2 separate regions of the Mus musculus genome follow, and region 1 is linked to region 2. The links are chromatin loops, found by intact Hi-C in ENCODE. Cell type or tissue: left cerebral cortex. All regions are shown on one strand. Links, peaks and the distances in the headings refer to the core of each region. The heading gives the core; the rest is flanking DNA.

Region 1 (4,393 bases), core at 143-4,142, 97 kb after region 2:
TCACTTACAAGCTATAAAAAAAAGTGACAGGGTGTAATGAAGCGTGCATAGAATATACTGGGTTTTTTTTTTCTCATGTTTTGTTTATATGTAAATGTTTATAAGTATATGGGCCTATCTGTAAGTGGATATGTCTATATATGTATATCACACACATATAACCTCCATGTTGTTGGGTCTTAAGTTTTTGAAGAAGTGCTAAAACTTACGCATAGAGTAAATCTTGCTGGGGAACACCAACCACAGCCATGCTAAACTCTTCTGCTGTTTCTGACTCTGAGGAGCTTTTCTAAGAGAAAGTCACTTCCTTTGTTCTCCCCTCTAATGTGGCCAGTCACCATGTTACGCATTCCTCATAGGCTGTATATTTTGATCCAGAGTTTCTACAGTAGGTTTAAGAGAATTTTGCCCATGACTTTTGGAACACTATTCCATTGTCAATTTTTAATAAAGAATTTATCACCTAGCTAATCAACTTTTTTTTCTTTTTAAGAAAATCAATTTGAAAGGTTAACAGAAACAATGACATAACAGTGACAGTCTAACAATGATAATTTTTTTTTTCTGGACTGCATTTTATTCGTTTGTATAATAGATTTTTTAAAAATCCCTTTAAGTATTGAATGGAAATTTGGTTCCTGAAAGGACAAAGGGTGAGAATTAATGTCCTGTAGATATACACAAGAGATTAGGCTCTGACAGAAGCTCACTGTCTAGCTTGTGTGCTTTTGTTTGTTCACTTGTTTGTTCTTAATATTCCTCAGAGATTTCTCTAGAAAGGAAAAGTGTTTTGAGAATTAAGTGGTTATTTTTGAGGACAAAAACTCCATCGTGACTCCCATAAACAACACTGTAGGTTGGCTTTTAGGACAACATTGCCTCACAGCCCTGCTTACATTAAGAAGTCTTTTTCTCCTAGCTGTTCTGACTGGATTTTTCTCCAAAAGCTATAGAAAATACCTTCGTTCTCATTTGCTGCTATTTCCTGTCCTATTTCAAGAATATAAATACATAGAAATGGTGCATCTTAACATTTGTTTGTATGTGTTAAAATGTCTTGTTTTTTAATTCAGTTTTAGCATGTAGCAACATGAATTGTTTAAGGGTAAGCCACAACATCTAGACATCATTCATAGAAACAATAAAGAATGGTACCAATGTAGAGGAGCAAAGCTGCTGGGTTTCCTCCCCTGCAGCAGTGACTCACTGACAACGGAGGAGAGAGTGCTCTGTAACAAAGCTGTCCTTACTTGGGAGAATGCCACAGCCTGCTGCTTAGCTGAGTTACCAGACATCATCCATTTAAGCAGCAGAAAACATTGAATCTCAGGGATGGTCCACAGCTGGATCCAAACTTAACGAGCCCTGTTTGAATAATGAAGGGTGGCGGGGCAACATCCACATCTGGCATCGGATTTGCAAAGGTTTCTCACACTGTTGTTTGACACTGCCCTGTTGATGCCCTTACTCTTATGTTACTGTTTTCTCTGTCTGCTGTCTAACCCTGTGCCTTGCCTGGGATAAGGACAATGATAAAGTTACTGGTTTGGGTTGTAAGTAGAGGACTTTATGAATTGGTTAGCGGTTCACTGCTGCTTTGTTACTTTCTTGAGTCAGATTGGCTGCTTACTAAATAAAAAGCTGATAGAATTGTGTACTCGGATGGTTGTTGATTGTGTGTGTAAACAGACATTCCAGTGCCACCTATAGCACAGCGTGCCCAAGAAGTCCTAACCGCATGGAGAGTGCAAGCTGCAGGTTGGTTTGTGTAGACATGACCTGAAGAATAGTTGCTTTTCACATGACATCTTGCACTTTAGGAGACTAAGACCGTCCTGTTCTGTCTGCATGTGGTGTGACCAATGGTGTGCTCAGAGCACTACCCACAATCACTAGTATTAGCAAGCCGTCCCGGGCCGTGATGCACTATTAGTCCTTTGGAAGCTTTGGCTTTAGGCTCACCAAGCCCAGTCTCCTGTTTGCCTCTTTCTGTTCTTTGTGAACTTCCAGATAATACCACTCACTAAAGTTTATTTTTTTGTTGTTTGTTTTTTAATTTAAAAGAAAAAAACTATTTAAAAATAAGGACATTTTGTTTGTTGACAGTGGTGGCTTGATAATCCTTAAGCAACAAGTTGAAATAGAAGGAAAAGGCACTTGAAAAGGTTACTCTTCCTGTCCAGCTGTATATAAACCCAGTGTGTTGATTAATCTAGATGGTGCAAAAAGGAATGTCATGGTAGACAAGCAACATGGGCAAAATTGCAAGAAAGGTTTTGGGTTTTTTCCAGTGGGCTGGGTTGGGTGGGATGGGGTAAGCTGGACTCACAAGTCACGACTGGACGGGCCTTTTTATCCTTTCACTGTATCATGTAAGTAGCTGCTTTCTTGCCTGCTTATCCTTCAGGCATCCCCAAAGCTCACTCTGAAGACGTTAGAAATAAACACAAACTCTACGAGTTAGAAGCCGGTCCTGACACTGACATGAAGGCAAACATTGATTTCATATGAACGTTGCAGAGGTGGTCATTGGAGAAAACAGTTCCCAGATTGTTAAGAGTTCACCGAAGATATCGACAAAATTTTAAAAATCAGTAAAGGAATGTATATAATATTGCTCTTGTGTTTTACAGTAAGATTTGTTGCTCTCAGACTGTGTAAAACAAAATTTATCCATGTTTTCTGCATATTAAAAATCTTATTGTACCAATTGGTAAACTATTAAATGCCTATAAAACTAGATCTGGTGGGGTTTTTTTCAATGGTCATTGGGGGTGAGGTTGTGTTGATCTTGGCAGGAAGTGAGACTTGGGCACCAGCAACAGAAAGAATGTTAGTTGGCCATAAGCAACAGAGCTGTGCTACCACTGCCTTTTGCTGTTGTCTACCCCTTATCTGGAGGGAGCAGCATGTAGGTAGGTCTCTCGTAGCCATAGGCTTGAGCCTAACTAGAACTACTGACTGCACTGCACAGCTAAGCACACTTACTGTCTCTTAGAGATACAGACTCAATTCCAGAGATGAGGGCCCTGCCCATTTTGTATTTATCATCTCTTACCTTGGAGATAAACATCCTTAATGTCAGGTTTTATGAAATATACCAGAGTAAGTCTTCACTTTGTTCTAGGTGCTCTGTCTCGTGCTGGTGCCTCCTGTTGGAAGGTGTCTTCCCAACCAAAAGAAGCAGGGCTGTACTTGGCCAGTTTTTCTACTAGACCTGACCGATTTCCCTCTGGTGGAGTTCTAACTTAAATATCATATCCTGTTGTGAATTTGGAAACTGGTTGTGGATCACATGTTGGCCTCTGTCCTGAAGGCAGGGAGATAGCTCTGTGCAGGATGCCGGCTGCATCCTTCCTTCCTGGTTAGTCTGGTGAGAACTTGTGCAGACATGAATTCAACTGCTAGCAGCAATTTTCTGCTTCTGAGTCAACATATCCTCGTTAGACATGTATATTCTAGCCCCCCACCTCAAGACATACTAATAGCCAGTACAGGCAGCCTTTTGAACATGTCCTCCAGATTAGCCTAACAAGGCTGAAGATAAGTGTCTCCAGGTCAAATGTCTCAGAGCAGGACTTGGAATTCAAACCCCTTCTCCCCACACATATATACTCCTTTGACCCCTTCCTGTGCTGGCAGGGTCGGGGAGGGGGGGTTTCTATCAGGGAGCCACATTCCCAGTCTTTGCTTTCCCATGTGGTCACTGCCCACTCATCTCAATGAACACTGAAAATAGTTGGCTTTTGGGCCGGTTGTCGTGGCACACACCTTTAATCCCAGCACTTGGAAGGCAGAGACAGGAGGATTTCCGAGTTCGAGGCCAGCCTGGTCTACAATGTGAGTTCCAGGACAGCCAGGGCTACACAGAGAAACCCTGTCTTGAAAGACAAAAAAAAAAAAAAAAAAGAGTAGTTGGTTTTTAAATTTTAAAATTACTATGTGCATGTGTTTATGCTACAGTGTAAGGCCAGAGATTATTTGGGAATGCGTTCTACCATTGAAAGTGGAGTCAGATTTGACAATAAGTACCTTTTTCTACTGAACCATTTCACTGACAGTAGTTGGAAATTTATTTATTTTAAATGCAGGGTCTCACTATGTAAGCTCTGGTTGGCCTGGAACTCACAGAGATCCACCTGTCTGCTTCCCAAGTGCTGGGACTAAAAGGCATCCACCATACTTGGCTACTTTATATTAGTTCCTCAGTATGAAGAGGCCAGTAAGATAGCCCTTCATTTTGGGAGTCTTGAAACCGGGTCAGTATCTAGCTCAGGCTATCCTTGAATTCCATCAATAGCCCTGCCTCAGCATATACCACCACTTCCAGCTTCCTGATAACTGTCAGCGGCATCAGTTAATAGCCCCAACAGTTGAATACCTTCTTGCATTA
Region 2 (4,393 bases), core at 158-4,157:
CACAAATAGCAGCAAAGTAAGTCCAGTTTGCTGGCCCACCCCTTAAGGGGATATTGCTATTAGCAGAGCACTTGCCCACAATGCTCAAGGCCCTGGGTTCAGTCTCCAGGATTACACACACACACATACAAAATGGTAGACGCTCACTATATAGCAGTTTTAATTCCCTAATATTCAAATGCCCCTTACAGACATAGGAGTAAAAAGCATAAACCAAGGGCAGTCCCCAGGCCCCAAGAATATCAGAGGGTAATGGTTTTCTTCCATGTAATGCCGGACAAAAAGTAGGCCCTTCTCTAACAAGTCCAAGAGATACTGATGCACTAGGACTCTGCAGCACATTAAAGAGGACAGAGTTTACAGGCACGTACTCTGAACATGTGACCCAAGTTCAATTACAACCTTGGCCAATTCCGTTCATTTTTCTACACTATCCATTCAGGTCATAACAGACATACTCAACAAAGTCACTCCGTTTGATTCTTTAACTTTTGTTAAAAAAATTTTTTTCAACTGGGAATTTAACACAGTATCTCACATGTGCTCTATCAAGGACTGCTACACCCGAGATGACTAACTTCTGGATTTCTATCTGCCTATCCACCCCATTCCTCAAAGTTAAGTGAATGTCTGCTAGCACCAGTTTACTCTGTTCCTCCCACACTGGCCTAAGAGCCATTGCCCAATCAAGTGCCTCAGGACTAGCTGTACTTGTCTTTTTGTTCTTGCTGTTAGACAAGGTCTCCAGTAGCCCAGGCTCACTGGGAACCCACTCTGTAGGCAAGGCTAGTAGTCTAGAATCCCATGTCCTCTGAGTGCTGTGATTCCAGCTTGCACCACCACACTGGACTGGCACTTGCTGCCGCTCAGGTGGCATGGCTTACACTCCCCAGTGAAGTGTACAGACACTGAACATATCCCCACCTTTAAGCCTTTGGTCAAATGCCATCTTATTTATATCTTCTTGAGCAAGTCACTAAAACATTCAGTGACTGGAACGCACACTTTATTTTTCTTTTTTTTAAGCTTTTATTTATTTTTTGTATATGAGTACACTGTAGCTGTCTTCAGACACAGCAGAAGAGGGCATAAGACCCCATTACAGATGGTCATGAGCCACCATGTGGGTGCTGGGAATTGAACTCAGGACCTCAGGAAGAAGAGTCAGTGCTCTTAACCACTGAGCCATCTCTCCAGCCTCCCGCCCACCTTCTGTCTTTGAAATTTACTCACTTGGCATTCCCCACACATTTGCTTTAATTAAAAAAAAAACCTTCCCTACCAGTAAACTTCATGAGGGAACATATTTGTTCCCTGCTGTACCCCAATACTCAAAATAGGGCCTGTAAGGGGAGGCACTCAACTGTTGGTTGACTGGGAAGAATATGAAGTCACCAGGAGATCTAGCTCCGAGTGACAGAGCATGTGTCTAGCACGTGCAAGGCCTGGGCTCAGTCATCAACACCAAAGAAAATAAAGGAAATAACTATGAAATACTTTCCATCTGTGTGAGACACACACAGCATTCTCTTTCTGAATGGGCAGCCCAGTTGAGTCTCAACAATAACAAAAAAAGGCTCATCGGAGCGAGTCCAAAACCCAAAAGACCTCTAGGCCAGCCTTCTTTCCTCTTTAAAACTTCATGTTTCCTGGGTTTCTCTTGGCCTTTATCTCTTCACACATCATTTCTTCTAAAACTGAAGCTTATAGGATACTCTAAATTTGGCTTTTATGATGTCAAACTATGGAGGCAATAGAGACAGACCAGCGTTCAAGAGCACCAGCTGGTCTTCCAAAGGACCAGGGCTCGATTCCCAGCACCCGTATGGCTGCTCACCTAGTGCCATGACACAACCCTCTTCTGGCCTCTGCCTGCACTGTGCACGTGCTGCACAGACGTCCAGGCTGGCAAAACACCTACACCTACAAACTGTTTTGTGGGTTTGTTTTTTTTAAGTTTTTAGGAGGAACAGAAAACTCAACAGATGTCTCCCACCTAGACCCCAACACTTCCGTTTTCTCTTCACGCCCCCACCTCACAAACTTGACTTCTCCTCCGCCACTTCCCCGGCTCATCCACACCTTCTTCCCCTGGGTTTCAGCGCTCTCTAAGCATTGGCCTAGGCGAGGGACGAGGCCATCTCTCCTCCAGCTCCTCCCACCTACCGCCGGCCTTCGCGCACACCCGCCCGGGTCCCCGGCTTCTGACCCAGCGGTAAGCCCCCAAGGATCCGAGAACCGGAGGAGAAAAGCAGGTGAGCCGCTTCTTAGGCGATCCTTGTGCGCAACCGGATAAGAGATTTTTGAACCACGCACCTCGCAGGCCAATGGAGCAGGCGGACGGAGTGCGGACAGGCCCGCAATCACCAAGCCCACACCACTCACACAGCCAAGCTCCTGGAAACGCAGATGCTACGCTCCAAGCGCGCCGCCATCTTGCGCAGCCAATCCGCGCCGTGACTGGACAGACTACTCTCGCGAGACTTTTGACTTAGCCTAAAGAAAGAAGGAACTATCGCGATACTTGGAGACGGCGGTGAGTTTTCACCCAGGTTTGGGGGTGTGGTCGGCCGGGAGTCTTCTTAGGTTAGCGGATGGAGAAGACCTCACTAGTCCGCTGGCATGCAGCTATGTGATGGAGCCCGGCCAGGAACTTGGAACTACCCTCCTCCCCTGGCCTTTCTGGGTGCTGGGATTACAGGGATGGGCTACCCCACCAAGTTGTAAACGTTTGTTTTCCTTTGTTTTGAATGTAGCTTTCTTCAGCTCTCCCCAGCCTTACTAAATAGTACTAAATCTAGTCTTGGACAGGAAATAGGAAGGCTAGATGGGTTTGATGGCAATTAACACTTAAGTGCACAGCAAATCTGTGTGATGACACAGTAGTTACAGATAAACCTGTGAGATGGGTAAATAACTGGTACTTAGAAACTGTTTTGGGTGGGATAGGGGACGGGGAAATGGCTACCCTAACAAAAGACCCAGGTTCGAGTCCCAGCCCCAATATGGTGACTCGAAACCAGCTGTAACTCTAGTCCCTAAGTGCCCTCTGGAAGGCACACGTGCACGTGGTGCACAAACATGGAGGCAAACAGCCATACACATAAAGGTAAACCTCTTTTTAAATTCTATTTTTTTTTTTTAAAGAAACTGATTTGGCTAAAAAAAGCATTGAATCTGGACTCACGAAGCAAAAGGATAAAATCCTGGCGTGCGTTTGTTTGTTTGTTTGTTTGCTCGAGACAGGGTTTCTCTGTGTAGCCCTGGCTGTCCTGGCACTCACTTTGTAGACCAGGCTGGCCTTGAACTCAGAAATCTGAACTCAGAAATGCCTCTGCCTCCCCACCAATAGGCATTTCGTTGTCAGTTTTGTACGATGTTCTGTTCCAGATTGGCCAAAGGGTGTTTTCAGATTGTCTGTGTCAGTCACCTGGAATTCCTGGAACAGTAGGACTGATCAAGAAATACTTTTATAGAGCAATGCTAGGCCTCAAAGGACGGGAATGCCTCCTCTGTACTCACTGAGGGCAATTACCTGCATAGACGAAGCTATGTGCTGCAGAAGGAACAGTTGTCTTCAGGGAGCCCAGTTGCTTCCCTCCACCTTGCAGACCAAGCAGAACAGGACCAAGACCACACTGACCTTGGCTACTTTATTAGCTATGCTAATACCCCCCCAATTGCCCTACCCCCAATTTTTCCTTCATTTAACCCTAAGTATGGTGTTATAGGCCTGTAAATCCAAGCATTTGGGATATTGAAGCTGGAGTATGAGTTCATCCTATACTGTCTATCAAGTTCCAGGCCACCCTGGTCTACATGAGACCTTGCTCAAAAAGCCAAAGCGGCAGTGTACCACTAGATCAGTGGTAGAATGCAAAGGCCTGTGTAAACTAACACCACAAAGAAGAGATAGATAGATAGATAGATAGATAGATAGATAGATAGATAGATAGATAGATAGATAGATTGATTTATGGGTAGATAGATGTATAGATTTATGGATAGATAGATAGATAGATAGATGTATAGATTTATGATAGATGTATAGATTTATGGGTAGATAGATGTGTAGATTTATGGGTAGATAAATTAGCATAGCCATAAAATGTGGGCTGTCGAGACACTTGATGGACAATCATGAAGACCAGAATTTGGACCCCAGTCTCCACATAAGGAGCAAGGCACACCTGGGGCTTATTCGTTAAAGAAAAGAAAAGTATAAGCTGCACGCTCACAGACAGACTTTGCCTCAAAGGAGTAGGGAGACAACGATAGAGGCCATTCAATGGCCTCTTCTGGTTTCCACAAATGTGTACATGCACGCCTATGCCATACACTCACACAAATTAGTGTTTAAAGATTTTTGTAACTGAAGATTTGAAAAAAAAAA

The links. A loop is a pair of places that touch in the nucleus more often than their neighbours do. Peaks named below come from ENCODE experiments on the same cell type or tissue, not always from the same donor. Only the 100,000 strongest peaks of a DNase experiment are listed, where the experiment ranks them.
Region 1: a loop joins it to region 2, with 2.0 times the contacts of the local background. A loop is called at or near these places in 2 of 42 quality-filtered maps.

The regions. Positions count from the first base shown.
Region 1 is chr11:74,672,296-74,676,688 of GRCm38, reverse strand. It overlaps Pafah1b1 (platelet-activating factor acetylhydrolase, isoform 1b, subunit 1), which reads left to right. Exons shown (of 11, transcript NM_013625.4): 11 at 1-2,740. Among named protein-coding and RNA genes, the nearest start is that of Cluh, 25 kb to the right of the region's middle. In left cerebral cortex, for the core only: no CTCF peak of the experiment used is centred there; DNase peaks (open chromatin) are centred at 1,247 and 1,828; H3K27ac peaks cover 1,187 bases.
Region 2 is chr11:74,768,908-74,773,300 of GRCm38, reverse strand. Mettl16 (methyltransferase like 16) reads right to left here and starts at 2,438. Exons shown (of 10, transcript NM_026197.3): 1 at 2,317-2,438. In left cerebral cortex, for the core only: no CTCF peak of the experiment used is centred there; a DNase peak (open chromatin) is centred at 2,478; H3K4me3 peaks cover 1,484 bases; H3K27ac peaks cover 1,035 bases.